Regions from separate parts of the Mus musculus genome. Here region 2 is linked to region 1. The links are chromatin loops, found by intact Hi-C in ENCODE. Cell type or tissue: heart. All regions are shown on one strand. Links, peaks and the distances in the headings refer to the core of each region. The heading gives the core; the rest is flanking DNA. Region 1 overlaps Atf6 (activating transcription factor 6). Region 2 has its middle 12 kb from the start of Olfml2b.

The links. Hi-C counts contacts between places; a loop is a spot of excess contacts. Peaks named below come from ENCODE experiments on the same cell type or tissue, not always from the same donor. Only the 100,000 strongest peaks of a DNase experiment are listed, where the experiment ranks them.
Region 2: it touches region 1 in a loop (9-fold over the local background); 32 of 42 quality-filtered maps call a loop at or near these places.

Annotation. Positions count from the first base shown.
Region 1 is chr1:170,837,626-170,843,008 of GRCm38, reverse strand. It overlaps Atf6 (activating transcription factor 6), which reads left to right. Exons shown (of 16, transcript NM_001081304.1): 5 at 1,197-1,323; 6 at 2,125-2,328. Among named protein-coding and RNA genes, the nearest start is that of Gm25235, 7.4 kb to the right of the region's middle. In heart, for the core only: a CTCF peak has its summit at 3,155 (motif pointing right); no DNase peak of the experiment used is centred there.
Region 2 is chr1:170,629,491-170,634,873 of GRCm38, reverse strand. It overlaps the pseudogene Gm7299. Among named protein-coding and RNA genes, the nearest start is that of Olfml2b, 12 kb to the left of the region's middle. In heart, for the core only: a CTCF peak has its summit at 2,294 (motif pointing right); a DNase peak (open chromatin) is centred at 2,283; H3K27ac peaks cover 294 bases.

The sequences.
Region 1 (5,383 bases), core at 221-5,220:
GTTTTGTTTTTTTCCAGACAGCGTTTCTCTGTGTAGCCTTGGCTGTCCTGGAACTCACTCTGTAGACCAGGCTGTTCTTGAACTCAGAAATCCATCTGCCTCTGCCTCCTGAGTGCTGGGATTAAAGGCGTGTGCTGCCACTGCCCGGCTGCAGTCTTGTTAAGTAAAACTTATTAATTTTCAATTACTCATATATGCCCCCACATATACCCTCTTTCCTTCTTGGCTTAATTTTGAAGTGTTTTGTTTTGTTGGTATTGTTTTTTAAGTTTTCTTTTAGATTTTAAAATTTTATTTTATATGTATCAGTGTTTTGCCTATATGCATATATGTGCACTTACATGTGTATGCCTGGTGACTCCAGAGGTCAGAAGAGTATGTCAGGTACCCCAGGACCGGAGTATAGATGGCTGTGAGCCACTGGGTGGGTGCTGAAGAACAAGTGTTCTTATCTGCTTAGCTAGCTCCAGGCCCAATTTGGAAGTTTTAAGAAGTTCTTTTGTGCTTATATACCACAAAGATATTTCCTGCATTTTCTTATATTAACCATATATTAACCATATAGTTTATCTTTAACATTTAGTTTTTCTATACTTTTTGAGCCTACTTTATTCTGTGTTATTAGAAGGGAATCTTAATTTTTTCCTATGTTACCCTAACAAACATGACAGATTCACTGAAAATTAAGAGAGAATTGTTAAAGTCATCTTAATACATCTTTATATTATTTGTTCATCCATTAAGTAAAATAACTGTTTATTTTAAGATTAATCTCCCTTATTGTGGAAGAAGGCAGTGTTGATAAAGAATTAATAGAATTACTTTGCTTTTAAAATTCTTTTAAGGGTGAATAAAAGAAATGGGAAGGGATATTAGCCGTAGCTCTAGCCTTATGGTGATAAGTCGCTGTCTGTATGACTACAGACCAGGGAAGACCAGAGTGGGTGGGGAGAAGTGGGAACAGATGAACAGTCTATGCTTACTTCGCGAGTGCGGCATAAGATGCTGCATTTTCAGTGTCTTTCCTCTGGGGTCCGTGAGCGTTGACTTACCAATAGTCACTTATACTGTGCATTATCTTCGCATTAAGCTGTCTGTGGCACTTTTCTGTTTAAGTAAGATCGTGTTCTCTTTTTAAGTAATTTGTTGCTCAAAGATTATACCCTTGCTCATTAATTTTTTGTGTTTCACTGCAGGAGGAGTTGGATTTGTTGTCTAGTTCTCAGTCCCCCCTTTCCTTATATGGCGACAGCTGTAATAGCCCCTCCTCTGTAGAGCCACTGAAGGAAGAGAAGCCTGTCACTGGTCCTGGAAACAAAACAGGTATCTGCCGCTCTCGCTCTCCCAACTTCTATTATTTCCATTTTAGACAACTTAAGTTCCATATTTAAAAGGCAAATCTTGGATTAAGCTTATATTTATTAAATTGGCTTGCATTTAAAAAATAGTCTATTTATTTTATTTTATTATGTGTACAAGTGTTTTATCGGCATATATGTCTGTGAACCAAGTGCATGCTTCCTGACCCCAGAAGCTAAAAGAGGGCTTCAAATCCCCTGGAACTGGAATTGTAGACAGTTATAAGCTGTTGCAGAATCCAGGCCCACTTGAGAAACAACCAGTATACTTAAAGCCCCTAAATTACATCTTATTTTTTTGTTGTTCTGAATAATAACTGAAAAAGTCAAGGGGAAAAATGTTTTATGATGGTCTTTGTGAAAAATAGTTAGAATAGGCGTGGACCCCGTCATCTTCAGGAGAGGTTGTAGCAGTGCAGTTAAAGACACTGAGTGAAAGAGGTGACGCCTCTCACCTCCTTAAGCTGTGGGCGTCAGTCAGTAATTTTGACCTGACCTTTAGCAGTTCATGTTCCCCCTTCCCAGAGCTGCACAGGATGATCTCAGAGTAGGACGTTCTCTTCAGTCTGTTCAGCTACAGAGTAGCTGTGCGTACGCTCATTGGTGATTGTTACTCGGAAGTCAGGACAATACATAGAGGACAGTATGGAACGTGATTAGGGTAATACATAGAGGACAGTATGGAATGTGATAGCTTTTCTTAACTTTCTTCAGATTGACTTGGAGGTTTTTTAAAATTTTTAAAAAATTTTTTTTTAAACTCTAGAACATGGACTGACTCCAAAGAAAAAAATTCAGATGAGTTCAAAACCTTCAGTTCAGCCCAAGCCTTTATTACTTCCAGCAGCGCCCAAGACTCAAACCAATGCCAGTGTCCCAGCAAAAGCCATCATCATTCAGACACTACCAGCCCTTATGCCACTGGCAAAGCAGCAGTCGATTATCAGCATACAGCCTGCGCCCACCAAAGGTACCCATGGAGACTATGACGCTCTGTATAATATAAGGCTTATATTACACACTTTATTTTAATTTGTATTAAGTTTTTTGAGCATGGGCCATCACATCAGGAAATGTCCCTTGGTTCTCAGGATTTTGCAGAGATGACTAATATGGTTCCTGCCTTTGCAGAGACAGAATACTGATCATAACTGTTGCTTCTTATTCTCTTACAGCTTTTATTGTGATGATATCTGTATTCGAGGTGCTGCTGTTGTGGTTGTGGTGGTGGTGGTGTCCTCCTTCTCTTCTTCTTCCTCCTCTTCCTCTCCCCCTCCTCCTCCTCCTCCCTCTTCTTCTTGATTTCCTTTTTCTCTTTCTTTTTTGAGGCAGAATGTCATGTATCCTTAACTGGCCTGGAACTCTGTAAATAGAGCAGGCTGGCTTCAAACCAGCAGAGATTTGCTTGCTTCTGACTCCTGAATGCTGGCACTAGAGGTGTGTGCCACAGCTGGCTGAGGTTTTTGATATAAAACCACTTAGAATGAGGAAGAAACTCTGGGAGACGTTTGTATTGCTATTTTATTCTGAGATTATTCTGGCTGTGGCCGTCTTGTTTTGTTTTGTTTTGTTTTGTTTTGTTTTGTTTTGTTTTGTTTTGTTTTGTTTTGTTTTAGGGGTGGTTAGGACTTACAATAATAAGGACCATTTCAAATCAGGGATGTGTTGAGCAATAAATCTGGCTCTTAATTTCTGAGGAGACTGTGTAGTTTGATAAGCAGGGCATTGAACTAGGTTTTAGAAGACCTGACTTGCCAACTGGCTCAGATTTGGTGTTTTTCTATATTTTATCCACCAGATGGCCTCATGCACTTATGATTCTACAAGAAAGTCAAAAGGATGTTAAGGGTTTATAAACTAGTGAAAGAAATTCAGGTCTGAGGACTTGATAATCTTGAGATATGTGACATCTTTTAGGCAGCTTAGTCATCACTGTACTTATATCAATCTGTGTACACATGGCTATGAGAAAATTTATGCAGTACTCATTTCTCCAGATTGAATTTATTGGCCCTCATCAGCACTAGGAGTTAATAGGACTTCTGTAAATAAGCATCAACGTTACATTTGTGTTTATGTTCATATTTGCATTTAAGATTGGTTAGCTTATTTCTCTGGAGCATCGTTTCAATGGGAAAGGCTTCATAAATTTGATCTCAACCATGGGCAATAGAACATTGATAAAAAGAACTAAACAAGGGAGTGGCTGTATGGGTGAAAACCTATTCCTAATGAAAGAACAAAATGAACAGACAAACAATTTGAAATGCCCGCCTTCATTCAGGAGCAGCATCCTATTTGTTTTTTTAAATAGGAAAAGTAGCGAGCCTATGGAATAAGTGTTCTTGTGATTTGCAAATGGATGTTAAGGGCTGATAAACTCTTTGAAATAAGGCACAAGATTTAGTGTATATTCATAAATTGAGTTTTAGGACTAGTACCTAAAGTATTTCTAAGACCTCAAAATGATTTGTATCTTTCCAAGGCTAAGAATTTAAATTCATGAAGAACCTCATTAGAGTTCCCACAGCTGTTAAAGCACATGCATGAAAGCCGAAGTATGACCTTAGCATGGCAGCGTGTAAACGAGGGCGTACCCTCAAGAGTTTGCTGTAAACTCTTGGCTCTGTTTGAGAGATAGGAGATCTTTTTTTGTTTTTGTTTTTTTGTTGTTGTTGTTTTGTTTTTCAAGACAAGGTTTTTCTGTGTAGCCCTGACTGTCCTGGAATTCACTCTGTAGGCCAGGCTGGCCTGGAACTCAGAGATCCGCCTGCCTCTGTCTCCTGAGTGTAGGGATTAAAAAAGGTGTGCGCCACCACCTCCAGCCCGAGATCTCTAGCAAGATAAAGATAGATTTTTTTTTTTTGCGCAGCTTATCAGTTCCAGAGATTAAAAGTATACATTTTGAATTTCAATAATTTTATATGATCTGAAAACTATATTTTTGATGAGCATGTGCCAATAAAATGGTTTGTTTTTATAATATAATCTTTGGTATTAATATTATAATCTGAAGTTTAATTATGTATCTTTCATACTTTTTAAAAAATTTGACCTTGGAATGAGAAGAAGGAAGTGCTGGGGAGATGGCTTTATCAGTAAAGCGCTTGCCGCAGAAGCACTAGGACCTGAGCTCAGATTCCCAGCGCCCACATGGAAAGCTGGGTGCCCTAGTGCCTCTCTAGAAGTAGGCAGATCCCTGGAGGTCACCAACCAGCCTGTCTAGCCAATTGATCCAATTTCAACGAGAGACCGTTTCAAATCTAAGGCAGAGAGCCACTGAAGAAGTACCCAGCAGCAGCCTCTGGCCTCCACACACATGTGCACTCACGTGTATGTGCATTCACGTGAAAACACGTACATGCATATACTATGTGGACAAAAAAGAAAAATGGAATAGATGTGATTCCTGCAGGCTTAATGCTTTGAAATTTGGTTTCAGTTAAATTTTCTAACTTTATACTACAGTGTCATTATTTTCTTGAACTCAAAAATCCTTTCTCAGTATCCTAAGAGCTTGGTTTATAGCCATATATTATTTTCTATCCAATACAAATTCATTTAAAACCATAGCTAAATTCTTAATAATCGTTTCTCATTATGTATTTTCTCAGTCCATAGAAACTGACAGACAACCCTGATTATCTTGTGTAGCTGAGCTATTTTTCTGCTGTTAAGAGAAGAGTACTTTCGGGCACTGGTGTACCTGTAATCCCAACCCTTGAGAAGCTGAAGCTAGAAGGTTGTGAGCTGAGGCTAGCCTGGGTCCACAGCAGCTTCCAGGCAGCTTTGAGCTCCATAGTGAGATCCTGTCAACCACCCCCTCACTGCCACCCAGGGTTTAGTGGTAGAAGGCCTTCCTAGCATGTACAAGTCCCTGGGTTCAGACTCCAGTGCCCTGAGAAGTAAGGATATTCACTTAGGAATCCTTGGCTTCAAATTTACATTAGAGTGAGTATATCTTTTTAATGGCAGCTTAACTTAATGTCTTATTCGGTACTGTTAAAAAACACAGTATTTGTTCA
Region 2 (5,383 bases), core at 248-5,247, 210 kb after region 1:
TCAACAACTCTGCATCCTGTTTCCTTAAATTCTAGTTTAATGAGTATTAATTAATTGATAATCCCTAAATTCTAACTGGAGAGCTACTGTATGCCAGGTAAGGGACAGGGGAGGGGTAGCCTGGCTATCCCAAGGTTGGCTGCAATGAGTGAATTCGCTGGTCACTCTTGGTGGACGTCTCCTGTCTCAGCTGAGCCTGGTTGTTGAACTGTAGCTGGCTGTAGGATGAGGATGGTTTACGACCTCTCCCCATTTCTCTAAGCCATGCCGGGAAAACAGACACCTTTTCCTTTATGCCATGGGAGAGAAAACAAACTCACCGAGTGTGCATCATCAGAGCACAGTTCTTAGTCCACCTAGAACCCAGGGCTTATCTGTTCACGAGTCAACCCTGGTACACTCACACCTGTGAAGTGAGGTTTCTCTGCTCTCCAGCATGTGACATTTATTCTGTCCGGAGCACTTGGTCATATTTCAGGTGCTAGATGCTCACTTTTAATTTTAATTGCTCTTTAGGTTTTTGTTTTGGTTTTGGTTTTCATTTTGAAGTGTGTTAGAAAAACAACATATAGGGGGTGGGGTAGAGAGATGACTCTGGCCAAGAGTACATACTACTCTCAAAGAGGACCTGAGTCTGGGTCCCAGTACCCATGTCAGGCATTTACAACTTCCTGTAGCCTCAGCTCCAGGGGATCTTCTGGCATTCTCAGGCTCTACACTCACACTCACACACACACACACACACACACACACACACACACACACACACACACACACACACACCCCACATGCACATGCACAGTTTAAAACAAGCAAGCAATCAAACAAAAACCCACTCCTATAATTAAAAATTTTTAAAAATGTAAAACTCATTACTCCATGATTATTGTTTGAGCCTAAACTTTTTTTTAAAAGAGAATTATTTTAAGGTCCTACTAAAGAAAAGTCAGTCTAGGTGATATGGGGAAAAAATGGTATAAGCATTTGAAAACCTTCACAAACCTCTGAAATTCTCAGACTGCTGAACTCAGGTCACATGCTCCAGTGTCTGATAGCTTCATGAAGACAAAGCTGGATTATGGTCTCCCTAAGTCTCCTGCACTGTGTCCCACCCCTTGGGCAATTGGTACCCTTTGAATGAGGAAAGAAGTAAATTACATCAACGGAAGATGTAATAGCATCTTGTCTCTAGTATCTCCATCAATGGCCCAGTTTACCCTGCCTCTAGTATCTCCACCAATGGCTCTGTTTACCCTGCCTCTAGCATCTCCACCAATGGCCCAGTTTACCCTGCCTCTAGTATCTCCACCAATGGCTCTGTTTACCCTGCCTCTAGCATCTCCATCAATGGCTCTGTTTACCCTGCCTCTAACATCTCCACCAATGGCTCTGTTTACCCTGCCTCTAGCATCTCCACCAATGGCTCTGTTTACCCTACCTCTAGCATCTCCATCAATGGCTCTGTTTACCCTGCCTCTAGCATCTCCACCAATGCTCTGTGTGTCCTCAGCATTCGAGGCTCAATGATGTTGGGTACTCGCTCACCTTTTACCTGAACGAATGGCTCGTCATAGGCTGCAGATGTGTTAACTAGGCCAGCACTATTATTTTTCGTTTGTTTTCGTTTATGAATTTGAATGTCTTTGGGTAGGGTATACCTTAGCTACAGATCTATTGCTGTGAAAAGACACCATGACCAAGGCACTTTATAAAAGAAAGAGTTTAACTGGAGGCTTGCTTACAGCTTCATGGGCTAATCCACACCCATCATGGTGGGGGTCATGGCAGCAGGCAGGCATGGCACTGTGGCAGTAGCTAAGAGCTTATTTCCCCATCTGAAGACAACAGACACAGAGAGAAGCTGGGCCTGGCACGGACTTTTGACACCTCAAAGCCCACAGCTCCTCCAACAGGGCCACACCCCTTAATCCTTCCTAAACTGACCACCGACTGGGAAATAAACATTTAAATATTTGAGCTTATTAAGGGGGGGGCATTCGCACTCAAACCACTACAGGGTATATACTCTACTTTGCTTAGCCTTTTTCTTTCCCTATAACTTGGTAATTACCTTAGTACAAATTTGCAAACCCTGGCTTAAAGGGCTTAACTTCCCTGGTGTCTCAAAGGGCTGGCTCTTCAATCATAGAATTTGATGGCGTACTGCTAGGATTCCCAGGGAGTCATGCACAGGTGTCCAGCATGTTATTGAATCTCTAGCCTAAGCAGAATTTCTAGGACAGCCCTGCAGGAAGAGGCATGGCAGGACGGAGCCCAGCCAGCAGATGGCACTCACTCAACTTTGGAAGATTCAGCTTTCAGACTTGGGGTATAGTGACACCTGCTGTCTGGTGTCATTTTCCAAAACCCATCACATTGCTATCTGAGTTCATTTCCTCCAACTCCAACCAGATTCTTTTCCTCCTTCCCTCTCCTTCATCTGGGTAAAGGCCAACAGGCGTCAGGAAAACTGTCTCATGCCCAGGTCTGCCAGTGTGATTGTGCTATTTTATCTGTTTTCTACTTCTTGGGGGGAAGAAACTTATCTCTCATTGTATATTTTTCTTAAGAATTTTCTGTGGTTTAAATATCTCCCCCCCCCAAACTCTAGCTGAAATTGAACCCCCGTTGTGAGATCTTAAGAGGTGGGGGTCACCTCCTAAAGCTTCCGTAACAAAACAAAAACAGAGCCACTGTCTGGGGACCAAATGTTCAAAGATGTGAGTCTGTAGGGCCCATTTCCCATCCAAACAAACCACACCACTTCCATTGCACCTTTCAAGACTTGAAGGTTGCACGAGGCTAGTCCTCTTCTCCACACATTCTGCAATCCCGTTCAGAATGGAGCATTGCTTCTGGGTCACTATTTTCCTAGACAGAGACACCTCTAGTGCTTCTAGTTAATCTTTCTCACTCTAATGGCTCTCCCATAGGTTTGGGAACCATTGTGTGGATTTTGTCAGAGACCAGGCATGCCCAGTCTAACCATGTACTAACACCTGGAGAAACCACCACAGAGAAGTCTCAGAACTCACTGGACCAATTGTGTGTCAGACCTAAGGTAAGAACTCGCTCAGTCACTCGACTTCCACAAACCTCTTGACTGACTGGAAGGCTACAGCGACATTTTGGGTTTTCTAGAACCAATGCCCCTTAAGAGGCAGAGCCCAGGTCTAATGGGCTCCTTCTCTCCAGGGCGCAGCCATCTCTGTAAAAGAGCATGCATCCCTCTGGGGAGACGTAGAGAAGAGGGAATCAGACACATCTTGGGGAGTGTACAGGAGGTCTTCCTCACAGGGGTACTGTAGGCTTCGATTTTTTTAAAAAGCCAACCTTTTAAAAAACTTTATCTGCATTTATTTTATGCTGAATTTATTCCCGAGCCGTGAGTTTTTGTTTCTTCAATTTCTTCTGGGATATCTTCTTCTTCTGTGCAACCTCCTCTTCTGGCTTTGGAACGATCTGTTCCTTCTCAGTGAGGATCATCTCAATGTGGCAGGGGAGCTCATGTATGGGTTAATCCGGCCATGAGCTCTGTAGGTTCGTCGGCGCATCTTAGGTGCCTTGTTCACCTGGATGTGTTCAATGACTAGAGAATCTACGTCTAAACCCTTAAGTTCAGCGTTACTCTCGGCATTTTTAAGCAAGTGCAGCAAAAATTCAGCACTCTTTTTTGGCCACCGACCCTGTGTCCAGCCCCACTGTTTGGCCTGGGCGCACCTACTGACTCCACCATTATACCGCCGAAATGGCACACATTGCTTCTTTAAAGTGACATCTTTCAGATACTTGGTGGCTTTGCGGATGTGCATACCCTTGATGGCCTGGGCAGTTTCCCGGGTGTTCTTAAAGTGAACACGAAGGTTTGACCCTCTTGATTTGCATGATTTTGTGAGGTTTTCTGGGTCAAGAGAGTAGCGAACCATCTTGGCAGGTGACCTCTGGCCGCTTACAGGAAGAGCAAAAAGCCAACTTTTAATAAGAGTTTTCAAATACTTCGACACCCCCCCCTTCTAGCCCACCATCCAAAGGTAGGGGAGAAAAGATGGTAAATAGGACAAGGGGATGTGGATCCATTTACAATAGTTCCTTTAGGGCAATTCCAATCCCTTTTTGTCAGGATACCAGTAGTAATTCAATAGTATCAGGATACCAAACATGAATCAGTAGTGGTGGCATGACTCAGCAGAAACCACCAGGCCTCCATCGAATAAGCATGAGCCAGCAGGTGTGACCAGGACCAGCCTGGACTTCAGGAGAAGCTCTCTGCTGGGCTCCTCTCAACAAAGTGAAGATCAGGGAACACAAAGACGAAGATGTGAAACAAACAAATCGTTGTAAGGCTAGCCATGCAAATGTGCCTTCCCTGCCCATTGAGTCCTATTTATACACACTCCAGATGTCGCGCGTCCCATGCTTTGCCACCTGCACCTTGGCTCAGTCTAAATCCAAAACCTTGGGAACCATCAGAGCTAAGCATGACTTTCAGTATGAAGTCGAGGGTCTGAGATCCTGGGATTCTGATGTCAGAGAACAAGGCTGTCCCAGCTCTAGAAGAGATAAGAACTTTTTTTTTTTTTAAATCTATTTACTCTATCTAGGCTGAGGGTAGATCTTGCTTCCTCTGTTTGTTGTTCCAAATGCCAATGTCTTCCAGAAAGCTCATCACAAATAACTGAAAATAATGCTTTACGCTCTTTATAGCCGTAAGTGTGAACATCCTCACAATTAAAATATAAAAGCAATTTCAGACACCTGTTCAGTATGTTACAAAGACACTGACAGTCTCCTGACTCTAATCCTAGCAACCTGAGTAGCCAGGGACCCACATGGTTAATGGTGAGAACTGGCTCCTTCAAGTTGTCCTCTGACCTTCACATGCACATGTACACACACACACACACACACACACACACACACACACACACACACACACACACACACACAGGAATGTAATTTTAAAAAAAAAGGTTCTCATACAAACCTGACTCCATCTTAGCCCAGGCTTGAGGATGAAGAATGGTATGAGATACTGAGAAGAACATCACTAAGCTGAGACACTGAGAATGGGGAATCTCACTGTGTTAGGCAGACTTCAGCTCTCGGTAATGCTCAGCTAAGACTCTTCCCATTCCCTCCATTAATGTTAATGAGGTCTGGGAAGGTAGCTCAGCAGTAGAGTTTTTGCCTGGGATATGCCAGGCCCGGAGTGCAAACTCCAACATTAAAAATAAATAGAGAAGTCTAATGTTACGTTTGTTATTTTATATGTAAAATATATAACATATAAAACAATTAATCACTTCTTATTTCCATTGGAAATTTGAAAATTGATACTTTCATTTAATCTTTACAACTCTGATACAATCTTTCCAGATGTTAT